Linked DNA regions of Homo sapiens: all the other regions are linked to region 2. A link is an interaction called in ENCODE POLR2A ChIA-PET data of the cell type or tissue named here. Cell type or tissue: GM12878. All regions are shown on one strand. Region 1 overlaps EP300 (EP300 lysine acetyltransferase). Region 2 overlaps DESI1 (desumoylating isopeptidase 1). Region 3 overlaps SREBF2 (sterol regulatory element binding transcription factor 2).

Evidence for each region. ChIA-PET counts read pairs that join two places held together with the same protein. Peaks named below come from ENCODE experiments on the same cell type or tissue, not always from the same donor. Only the 100,000 strongest peaks of a DNase experiment are listed, where the experiment ranks them.
Region 1: POLR2A ChIA-PET joins it to region 2 with 5 read pairs; 1 of 35 experiments calls an interaction of 5 or more read pairs at or near these places.
Region 3: POLR2A ChIA-PET joins it to region 2 with 10 read pairs; 1 of 35 experiments calls an interaction of 5 or more read pairs at or near these places.

What each region holds. Positions count from the first base shown.
Region 1 is chr22:41,095,489-41,099,488 of GRCh38, forward strand. The region is part of intron 1 of EP300 (EP300 lysine acetyltransferase); the gene reads left to right. Among named protein-coding and RNA genes, the nearest start is that of EP300, 4.9 kb to the left of the region's middle. In GM12878, no CTCF peak of the experiment used is centred here; no DNase peak of the experiment used is centred here; H3K4me3 peaks cover 1,755 bases.
Region 2 is chr22:41,602,134-41,606,133 of GRCh38, forward strand. It overlaps DESI1 (desumoylating isopeptidase 1), which reads right to left. Exons shown (of 6, transcript NM_015704.3): 4 at 1,911-2,020; 5 at 1,126-1,248. Among named protein-coding and RNA genes, the nearest start is that of PMM1, 14 kb to the left of the region's middle. In GM12878, no CTCF peak of the experiment used is centred here; a DNase peak (open chromatin) is centred at 1,978.
Region 3 is chr22:41,855,743-41,859,742 of GRCh38, forward strand. The region is part of intron 1 of SREBF2 (sterol regulatory element binding transcription factor 2); the gene reads left to right. Among named protein-coding and RNA genes, the nearest start is that of SREBF2-AS1, 23 kb to the left of the region's middle. In GM12878, a CTCF peak has its summit at 2,055 (motif pointing left); DNase peaks (open chromatin) are centred at 2,037 and 3,589; H3K27ac peaks cover 1,149 bases.

The DNA of each region.
Region 1 (4,000 bases), 510 kb before region 2:
CCCGAAGTGCTGGGGTTACAGGTATGAGCCGCCCGGCCAGAGGTACCATTATATCTTGAATTTTTTTTTTTTGACATTCTGCAGTTTGTAATATGTTTGCAGGTAACTTTTATTGGAGGCACATCACCTCTTAAAACTTTTAAGTTTCAAACTTGTAACTTTTGATTTTTGAGTTGTCACTTGGGTATTTTATAAATGTGAAAGAAAATTATTTCTTGATATTATGGTTTTTGTCTAGAACTGGTTGAAATAAGCCCGAAATTCTAGCACCTAAAACTTTTTTAAAAAAAGTGATTTAGGCTTGCAAATTTCGTGATGTAAATATATCCACCAAGAGCGTTCTAATGTCAGCTTTAAAGGAAAGAAAACTGGAATCCAATGGGATGACATGCTAAAGTGTTACAAATCAAATTATTACTTAAATCTCAACCTCTGAATTGCTGTTTAATACTCAGATATTCTCCTAAAAAATTTCCAGGTTGATTCAAATAACTTAGGTTAAACTCAACTTTTACGTGTTGGGATGGGGAAGAGAAGACTTATTTGTAGCCTTCACACCTTTATGTTCCTGTTTCAGTATTTGCATTTGATCCATTGAAATTTTTATTTCATTTGGTATGGTTAGGGTAAAACAAATCATTTGAGAAATGACATTTTGTTCTCCCTCTCCCTCCAAAAAAAAAAGATTATGAAAGCCACTTGTAAACTTTTTTTGTAAAAATGACCAAAAGACTGGAAAAGTTAATGTTAGGCAAATCCTGGAAATATCTTTTGGAGCTGTTTCTGATCATCTTGAGTGATGGAAATGATGAGGGTCATCTGTTGTCTTCATTACTCAGTGAACACGTTTTGTCACTGCTTGGTAAACGCTTAATGCCGTATGCACTTAAAAAGCACCTGGAAAGATAGGATTTTAGGATCTGGCATATAATTAAGTAGGGTAAAGATCCTTCTGGTCTTGGTACAGTTTTGTGGCCCTGGGTTTTGTGCTTTTTTGTTTTTTGAGTTTTTCCCCCATTTCAAAGACACAGGGCAGATAGTGTGTAAAGTATACCTGCTTTTTGACCAGTAGATTAATGTACACAGTGGAGAAGTGGTAAGGCTTTTTAAAATGTCAGCTCTACTTTTTTTTTTTTTTTTTTTTTTTGAGACAGAGGTTTGCTCTCGTTGCCCAGGCTGGAGTGCAGTAGCTCGATCTTGGCTCACTGCAATCTCAACCTCCCAGGTTCAAGCGATTCTCTGCTTCACCCTCCTCAGTAGCTGGGATTGCAGGTGTCCACAACCATGCCCAGCTAAGTTTTGTATTTTTTAGTGGAGACAGTATTTCACCATTTTGGCCAGGCTGGTCTCGAACTCCTGACCTCAGGTGATCCACCCGCCTCAGCCTCCCAAAGTGCTGGGAATACAGGCGTGAGCCACCATGCCCGGCTGTCAGCTCTATTTTCTTAAAATGCCATTGTGTTAGTGGTTCGTCATCCTAACCAAAACATTTTGATCAAGACCATTTATTTTCCAGCTCTGTAACTTGTGATATGCTATGTTTTATTTTATTTTGGCTTGAATGTTTACATAAGAGTTTGCTTCTGGAGTCTTGCAGATATAGCTCCTGATTTAGTGAGGCATTTCTCTCCTCAGTATTAAATTGCAAAACATTTTACTAAAGTGCTTTAAGTTTTTCTGGCAATTATTCTCAAGGCCTTGTAAGTTCATTTATAGGACTTCAAGAAGGTTGTCTCTGGTTGATAGTGAGATAAAGTGACTTTTAAGTTGTAAATCTTGAATGCGTTACAATATGGGGGTCTTATTCCAGCAGGAGTTCATCTTCTATAGCAGAGGTTGGAATTGTATTGGCATGTCCAGTGAATGGATAATAGGGAGGAGGGAGGAAAGGGTTTCTGCCTTGGTGGCCTTTTGGCATTATTTTGTGTTTTTCTTTGCTTTTCTCTCTCTTCTTTATTTAATAAAAACAAAAAAATGGAAACAGTTGAAAATTAATGCAAAGTGGTATTTGTAGGGACATTAAGTGGTAAATAGGAAAGAGAAAAAGAGTAGGAAGAGTGTTGCAGATACAAGTGGGAGTGTAAAATACTTTTTCCTGGTATATTTACAAAAACAATTTGAGAGTTATTCTGCCAATTCATATACCCAGCAATTAATGGAAAAGTAAAAGATGCTAGTTTTATGTTTGTCCAGATTTTAGGGTTTCCTTCTTTGAAGATTTCTAAAGTTGAATATTTTTTTAAGTGAGGCAAGCAGTAAAATTAATGGGCAAATGAAACCAATTATACCAAGTCTAAAATTTTTCTTTTTTTTTTGAGGCAGAGTCTCGCTTTGTAGCTGGGACTACAGGCGCCTGCCACCATGCCCAGCTAATTTTTTGTATTTTTAGTAGAGACGGGGTTTCACCATGTTGGCCATGATGGTCTCGATCTCCTGACCTTGTGAACCTCCCATCTCTGCCTCCCAAAGTGCTGGGATTACAGGCGTGAGCCACCGCGCCCAGCTAAAAATTTTTTTTTTTTTTAATACTTTTAAGTTTTAGGATACATGTGCACAACGTGCAGGTTTGTCACATATGTATACATGTGCCATGTTGGTGTGCTGCACCCATTAACTCGTCATTTAGCATTAGGTATATCTCCTAATGCTATCCCTCTCCCCTCCCTGCTAAAAAATTTTTTAACATTGAACTTCGCAGGTGATTTTTTTTCGCTTAATAGACGGTAGTTTCATTTTGAAATTTTCATGGGAAATTACTGCTCACTTTCCCAGAAGCGCTTAAGAGGATAAATAATAATTGAGGTGTTAAGCCTCTTCTGAGCAATTTGGATATAATTTGTTTTTAGATCTAGATTCTTTTTTATAAATGTCCCAAAGCAATTAGAAGTGATTGTTTTTTTTGAGACGGAGTCTCGCTCTGTCGCCCAGGCTGGAGTGCAGTGGCGCGATCTCGGGTCACTGCAAGCTCCGCCTCCCGGGTTCAAGCCATTCTCCTGCCTCAGCCTCCCGAGTAGCTGGGACTACAGGCGCCCGCCACCACACCCGGCTAATTTTTTGTATTTTTAGTAGAGACGGGGTTTCACCGTGTTAGCAAGGATGGTCTCCATACACTGACCTCGTGATCCGCCCACCTCAGCCTCCCAAAGTGCTGGGATTACAGGCGTGAGCCATAGCACCTGGCCCTAGAAGTAATTTTGTTGAGAGAGAGAGAGTAAAACTAAAAGTACTGAAAAGAGTAAGAGAGTAGCTAAGAGAATGAGTATTGGAGTCAGACTGCTAGAGTTCATAGCCCAGGCTTGTATTTATTAACTGTGAACTTTGGGCCAAATACTTAACCTGGCTCAACCTCCTCACATTTATTCCTAACCACAGCCCTGTAAGGTGGGTGCGCACCTTATAGGAATCCACCTTACTTACCCACCTTACAGGATTGTGGTTAGGAATAAATGAGAATTCTCTTTATCAGATGCTTAGGACTATGCTTGCTTCTGTGTAGTATGTGTTCATTGTTAACTGTTTTTAACTTTACTGCTAAATATATCAGAAGGAAAGCAGTGGTAGATGGTTTGGGGGTTGTTTTTGTTTTTTTGATTTGCAACGAAGTCTTGCTCTGTTGCCCAAGCTGGAGTACAGTGGCGTGATCTCGGCCTATGACAACCTCCGTCTCCCGGCTTCAAGCGATTCTCCTGCTCAGCCTCCGGAGTAGCTAGGACTACAGCTGCGCAGCACCATGCCCGGCTAATTTTTGTATTTTTAGTAGAGACAGGGAGTCCTGACCTCGTGATCCACCCACCTCGGCCTCCCAAAATGTTGGGATTACAGGCATGAGCCACCGCGCCCGGCCTGTTTTTGTTTTTCGTGGATATACAGTAGTCCCCCCTTATCCTTGCGGGATACATTCCAAGATCTCCAGTGGATACCTGAAACCCTGTATAGTAGTGAATATAATTGTCATCAGTCAGAACACGTTTCTGTCCGTGTCTTCCACACACAAATTTAA
Region 2 (4,000 bases):
CTTTTAAGTCACTGGCTTTTTCTTCAGTGGATACTGCCATTTTTGAAAATCATCTCCAAGTTTAAAGGAATGAAGTACTCCAAAGTATAGACAGATGAAACCTAGAAATATCAAACCTAATTCAGACAATTCCAGGAACTCCACCCATAAAATAATAACAGCAAGCACATTCTGGCTACTCCAGTTTGCTCAGGGCCCCATAACCTAGATCCCTCAGCAGAGCTGTGGGACTGCAAACTCATCGAATGATAGGAAGGCAGGGCCAGGGCTGGCGGACTGGGGCTCCTCACCAGCCTGCCACAGCAGTCTTGTTTCCTATGCAAGCTCTTCCTGGGAGGTGCTTCCTCAGATATAAAAAACAGCCCACCTTGCTGGGCCTGCGAAACCTGCCAGGATCTCTGTTAAATAAGGCCATAGTTCAGGAGAAACTGAGTCAGAATAAGCAAATAGACATGGTCCTGGAATGAGCAGAGGCTGCCTGAATGCAATCAACGACAAGAGGGAGGAGGTGAGATGGCTTTGGGGGTGTTGTGTCCTTTCGGGGTATACTGCCTGGATGATGGCCTGCAAGGCTCTTCCAAGGCTTGGGGCACATCAGGACAGAACGGGCTGCAGAGTGTTCTTGAAGAAAACATCTGTTGAAGACTGTGCTGTAATACATGAGGGCAAGTAGAACATAGTCGTTGAGGGAGTCAAAGAGTTCATGGTGCAGTGTAAGGCAAATCAACAGCTACAAAACAAGCCCCCCTACTATTTTTCTGACCCCCTCTCTGCTTGTCTAACATTGCATTTTAACTGGGTGCTTCTGGGGAGTGGCATGCTTCGAGCACAATGGGAAGGACAGACGCCAGAATTTTGTGCAAGTACTGAAGCCAGTGTCAAGTGGGTGTCTAAGTTCTGTGGTTGCACTTAGGCCAGGGCAGAGCTGGTCTAGCTCTGAAGGTGGAGGTAATACAGGTGCGCATCAGTGGGTGGAGAGAATGGCAGCCTTCTGTGTTAGAATCTGCCATCAGGGCAGGCCCACCTGGTTGGGAGGGCAGATGGGGGCCAGAGGAAGGGCACTGACCGTGAATGGGGATTTTCAAGGTTGGCCAAGGCAGGGGCAGGGACAGAGGCCACACTTACGTGGAGAGAACTTCAGAGGGCAGGTCTGTGATGTAAGAAGGAATCTTCCGCCCAGTCAGGAACTGTGCCACTTCGTTGCTGAAGGTGTTACAATTGTGTTCAAAGAGGTTGTAGGCCTCACCTCTGTACATTGAAAGGTTTGCAGAACATATATGAGAAACCAGCAAGCGTCTATGTGGAATAACTCAAGCTAGGCAGTGGAATGGTGAGCACAGCTCAATGTGAGGATTGCGATTTCCCCCGTCTCATACACCAGAAAAGCACTGCTTATTTGCCATTCTGGCCATTAATAACTGATTTTTAAGGGAAGGAGAAACTGAAAAGACATGGCTCCTACACAGTTTCAGGAGAATCTTTACATTCACGAAAGCAGAACTCTGGTGTTAAGAGTTTACCCCCTTACTGAAACTGACTAAAGCCTCTTTCAGAGAAAATCTGCTCAAGTTTGTATTTCATCCCAACCCTTCTGCAAACCCTGTTTTTCCTTCTGCAAACTTGGCCAATACAGGTTGAGAACAGCGCTTGCCGATTTTAATCAGAAGGAATGAAAAGCCCTTATTTCCTCTAAAAATTTCGGCAGAAAGTATGTTTGAAGGAATATCTGTATCAGAACAACTTAGAGCTTTTTGTAGCATAACTGCCTTTTCTTCATGTTAATTCAGCAAAAAACTGGGCCAGGCCTTGTGCTGAGTGATAAGGATGATATGACATGGCAGCTGCCTCCAGGGGTTATTATCTAGCTGGGGAGACAGACACAACTAACCACCACCCCTGTCTCCACTCACCGGAACAGGGACTCCCCCAGGGAGGAGAGGTACTCCAGAAAGATTTCTTCTGTGACTTCTGTACTCCCCACATCAACCACAGAGTCTGGAGGCCCAAGCAATGTCCCTCCCTAAAAGAGCCAACCCAAAGGAAGTCATTAAGTTACCATCTCCACTGAATGTTTTAATGTGGCTTCCCACAGTAGACCACAAACACTCTGTTCTGACTTTTTTTTTTTTTTTTTTTTTTTAGACGGAGTTTCTCTCGTCACCCAGGCTGGAGTATAATCTCAGCTCACTGCAACCTCCGCCTCCCGGGTTCAAGTGATCCTCCTGCCTCAGCCTCCCAAGTAGCTGAGATTACAGGTGCCTGCCACCATGCCCAGATAATTTTTTGTATTTTTAGTAGATACAGGGTTTCACCATGTTGGTCAGGCTGGTCTCAAACTCCTGACCTTAAGTGATCCACCCACCTCGGCCTTCCAAAGTGCTGAGATCACAGGTGTGAGCTACTGCGCCCAGCCTGACTTCATATTTAACTTGCAGAGCACCCTGGGCAGATGAAGAATGTGATTTGCTATTTGTATCAAGGATGCAATAGCTTAGAAGCATTGGTGTCCAATCCTTTGGCTTCCCTGAGGCACACTGGAAGAAGAATGGTCTTGGGCCACACACAAAATACACTAACACTAATGATAGCTGATGAGCTTAAAAAAAAAAAAAGATAAAAAAATCTCATGTTTTAAGAAACTTTACAAATTCACGTCAGGCCACTTTCAAAGCTGTCCTGGGCTGCGTATGGCCCACAGGCTGCAGGTTGGACAAGCTTGGCTTAGAGCTTTCTGGTCACTTTTCATTGCCATGTGCTGGCAGCATAGTTAGGAGTCGGACTTCTTGTTTCTAGAGGGGAGGGGGGGCCCTGGGAAGCTGATTCTCTTGCAGCTCTGACTCCTGATGCTGTCCACTTACTCAGCTGAGAAAGAGAAACCCAGAATCTGAAGTCTACTTTTGTCCCCAGTATGTCTCATCATGAGGACAGAACAGGACAACAGAAATGGCTCACACTTCACAGGCCATCTCTCCATGCCTATTTGCATAAAGTATGCAGCCAGTTTTTCTTATGATATACTTGATATCCCGTGTAATAATGGAAAAACGAGGACGGTGAGAAATCTGGCAGGCTGGCAGATATTTCCATAATTCAGTTCTTTTTGGATCTGTGAGCCTAATCCTTGCCCTATCACCATCATAGGGCAAGGGAGTTAATGGCTCCCGAAAGGCCTACAGAAAACCCTCAGCCATGTGGTTAACAGACTGCCAGAGAAAACTGAAGGAGAGACTGAGGTTGAGTGGGGAAACCAGCCACTGGGGAAGCAACGGGATCAGCAGGAGAACAAATCTGGGAAGGGATAACACTCCAGAACAGAGCTCCCTGAAAAGATCATTCATTCATAGCCACTGAGCACCTCCTACATAGCTGACATTGTTCTGGGCACTGAGGAAAGCATGGTGAGCAAGATAACCATGGTAGGCAGAGAACAATTATCTCAGAGTTGTAAGAAACTAAAAGGTCACTCTTTGACCCCTCTTATTCACTCATATAACAACTATGGATTGAGAACTTATTATGTGTCAGGCCTTATGCTAGGCACTGGGGCTGTGGTGTGGACAAAATAGATGAGATTCTTGCCGTTAAGAAGCTTAGTGTAGCAGGGAAGGGAAACTGAAAAATCCCCTTAACCAGTATATAATTATGAGCTGCAATTAAGGGGAGGCTGGAAAAGTACAGAATGCCAACAGTACGTATGACAGGAGACCTTCCCGGTCTGAGGGATCAGGGAAGACTTGCCTGAGAAAGTGACACAACTCAAATCTGAAGGATGGAGAGGCGTAACCAGGTGAAGGATCAAGAAGGTGTACTGATGTCAGAGTGCAGGTTTCAATGTCTACGGTGTGTTCAAAGAATGAGAAGAGAGTGAGGGTTGGGAGGGAACAACCTAAAAGAGGCTGGCCAGAGTCAGAGTCAGAGACCAGATCAGGTAGGTCCTGGGAGGCCATGCTGAGTTTTCTGGCTTTTATTCCAAAAGCAATGGGAGAATTCTGGCTTATGC
Region 3 (4,000 bases), 250 kb after region 2:
GCTGTAGTATAACTTTTTTTTTTTTTTTTTGAGTCAGGGGTCTTGCTCTGTTGTTCCAGGCTTGAGTACAGTGGTACAGTCGTGGCTCACTGCAGCCTTGAACTCTGGCCTCAAGTGATCCTCCCACCTCAGCCTCCCAAGTAGCTGGGACTACAGGCATGTGCCACGAGGCCTGACCAAGTTTTTTTATTTTTTAGAGAGATGGGGTCTCACTATTTTGTCCAGGCTGGAATGCAGTAGCATGATCATGCCTCACTGCAGCCTCAAACTCCTGGCCTTAAGTGATCCTCCTGCCTTAGCCTCCTGAGTAACTGGAATTTTAGTATAACTTTAAAGAGGCATATAACGTTTTTTTTTGGTCTTATTTCCAAGTTTTAGTTAATTTTTCTTTCCTGTTTTCTTGAGACATGGTCTTGGTCTGTCACCCAGGTTGGAGTACAGTGGCACAAACTCTGCTCACTGCAACCTTCACCTCCCAGGCTTAAGCAATCCTCCCACCTCAGCCTGCCGAGTAGCTGGGCCTACAGGTGCGTGCCACCATGCCCCCTGCTAAAGTTTGTATTTTTTGTAGAGATGGAGTCTCGCTATGTTGCCCAAGCTGGTCTCAAACTCCTGAACTTGAGCGATCTGGCCACCTCAGCCTCTCAAAGTGCTGGGATTACAGGCATGTGCCACCACACCTGGCCAATAATTTTCTTTAACAAAATAAATCACAATTGAGTTCAAGAACTAAAAGATGACTAGATCATCTGAGGTGGAAAAGAGTCCCTGGTAAAAGTAATTTTAAATAGTTTTGAAGTAGAATTGTGAAATTCAGAGTTTGGAGAAAGGAAGAGGGTGGTCACAAGTAGAAAAGAGAAGACATGGCACTTACATTCAAAGAAAGATTGCCCTACCCCACCCCTCAAAGGCATGTGCAGAAGAGGGAGTGAGTACTTTTCCAGGGTGGATGATGAACTAAAGTGGGTGGGAAGTGAAAACCTTTGGAACAGAAGGGAGCAGTTCATAGGAAGCTTGGAAGCTTGTGTTAAAGAATTTGATTTGATTAAGGGCCGGGCACGGTGGCTTATGCCTATAATCCCAGCACTTTGGGAGGCTGAGGCAGGTGGATCACCTAAGGTCAGGAGTTCAAGACCAGCCTGGCCAACACGAAGTCTCTACTAAAAATACAAAAATTAGCTGGGCGTGGTGGCAGGCGGCTGTAATCCCGGCTACATGGGAGGCTGAGACAGGAGAGTTGCTTGAACCTGGGAGACAGAAGTTGCAGTGAGCTGAGATCATGCCACTGCACTCCAGCCTGGGCAACAGAGCAAGACTCTGTCTCAAAAAAAAAAAAAAAAGAATTTGATTTGATTTAAAAGGCTGTTGGATGAACAAGATACTCAAAGAAGATGTTCGTCACTGGGTAGGAGGCTATGGTTGAAATTAAGGCAGAGTGTGGACGGGAGTGAAGAGGTAAATCCATGATGCTAAGGAAGGAGACTTGAGTGAACTTAAGGCAGGAGGAAAAAGAAAGAGCAATGGAAAGTGGAGCTGCAGATCCCTCTCCTGTTCAAACTATGAGAGCTGGCTCAGGTCCCCTGCTATAGTGGGCCAGAAAAGCCTGGACTTCCACTGCTTTTTCCTGCAGAGCTGAGTCCCTCCAGGGCTGCCATGAGAGGCGGGGAGAGAGAGCACTAGACAGAGAAGACCAGAAGACCATTTGAGAATTCCTTTGGGTTTCCTTCATGATTCCTTTTTCTTCTCATTCTGAATTGTTTTATTTTATTATGTAATATTCGGTATATGCAAAGGAATATATGACACCTTTGTGTGTATTACAAAACAAGCATTTGAGAATCCGCACCTCTCCACCCAATTTTTCTTTGTGGTTTCTTTGCCAGTAAAAGAGTTCACTCATCTGTTGCTTAAAATATAGGATGCTTGAGTCACCAGCTTGCCATCCTGTGTCATTCAACACCTCCTCCAGACTCTTCGCAGGAAGGTGACCCAGAAACCCCTTGAAGGACATGATACCGTCCCTGTGCTCTGATGTGCCCCCTGGTGTTTGAGTGGAGTGATTTTTAGATAGCGGTTTGCCTGTTAAAACCTTCCCTTTGTTCCCTATATTATTGCTTGCATTTTAGGGCTTCTCAGTTGAAGGATGTGGTTGAAAGAGCCCAGTTCCTCAGCTGCTCCTCTGGGTGACTAGAGTGTGGGTAACTGATGTTTTAGGTCCTGGAGAAAGCAGTGATGATCACAAATAGTAGAATGGAGAAATGGTTATCTCATATTGATCTTCAGGTTTGTTACTAGTCTACATTTGGTTTTTTAAATAATTATTAGAAAAAAACATTGTGGGTGGGGAGATAGGATCATTATGATGAAACAGTTCTGTACATTCAATCAGGATACTTGTTGGGAATTAGATTTTGCATTTACCTCCCTCACTGGTGTGGTCCATCTCATTTTCAGTGGCCTACACACATCACACACCATTATTATTTCCATGTTCTTGTACTTGTTGGGCAGCTCTAATATGAAAGATAAAATGAACGAAAAGTACAAATGAAGAAAGTTTAGGTGACTATTCCTCTGATCTTGAGGATGAGGGTTTTTCTTAAGCGTTACACAGAAGCCATGTAATTTCACTATACAATGTAAAAATGGTGTATAGTCAGTTCTGCTATAGTTCATCATGTGCATTTCTAAAAATCATGCCATGCGAAATCATGCAGTAAAAAACACGGAGTGGGCATGTTGGCTCATGCTTGTAATCAGGAGGCTAAGGTGGGAGGATCGCATGAGGCAGGGAGTTCAAGACCAGCCTGGGCAACAAAGCAAGACCCAGTCTCTCTTACAAATAAAAAATAAAAATTATCTGGACATGGTGGTGTGTGCCTGTACTCCCAGCTACCCAAGAGGCTGCAGTGGAGGATCCCTTAAGCCCAGGAGGTAGAGGCCACAGTGAGCTATGATCACATCACTGCACTCCAGCCTGGGTGACAGAGTAAGACCCTGTCTCTAAAACAGAAACCCAGAACTTACTGTGAAATGGAGGGTTAAGGATCACAACAATAAAAAATCTCATAGGTGACCAAAAAAAGGAAAAGATTTATTTTTTAAAAAAGATAGGGACCTGCCGGGCACAGTGGCTCACACCTGTAATCCCAGCACTTTGGAAGGCTGAGGCGGGTGGATCACGAGGTCAGGGGTTCGAGACCAGCCTGACCAACATGGTGAAACCCCGTCTCTACTGGGCGTGGTGGCGGGCGCCTGTAATCCCAGCTACTCAGGAGGCTGAGGCAGGAGAAGTGCTTGAACCCAGGAGGTGGAGGTTGCAGTGAGCCGAGATCCCGCCACTGCACTCCAGCCTGGGCGACAGAGCAAGACTCCGTCTCAAAAAAAAAAAAAAAAGTGGGGGGACCTAATAAAACAGTCACACAGTTTTATAGACCAGAAAAACTAAGAAATATATAAATACCACAATGAAAAGGCACTTTGGCTTGAAAAACACCTGAGGTTTGCTTGTGGGAAGTAAGTGTCATTAGGTTACAGCTTGGGAGTTATCAGGAAGTGGTGGAAGGAGGGCTGTCTGAAGTCCAATGGAAAGTTCTGACATCAATGTGATGAATGTGATTCATAACACATGCAGTGACCTGATGAAGCTGGTAGATGTTTAAGGTGCCTGTGTATGTGTGTGCACATTTTGTGCATTCCTGCATGGCTCATTTCAGCCGAATATGGTTTTCTGCACTTCCTAGTGTTTTTCTCATGCATAAGCAAATGCAAAATTTATATTATGCTCAGATTGTTTCTGGATGTATCTGATGCATTTGAACAAATTCACATTTTCAAAGTAAGAGTTAAAGCAAAAGTGTCAAAAAAAAAAAACCCACTATGAATAATGTGTACTAGCTAATACTAAGTGCCAGGCATGGTGCCATAGATTCCACATGAGTTATCTCATCAATCCGTGAGTTAGCTGTAATTGTTAGCCACAATGTACAGTTGAGAAAAA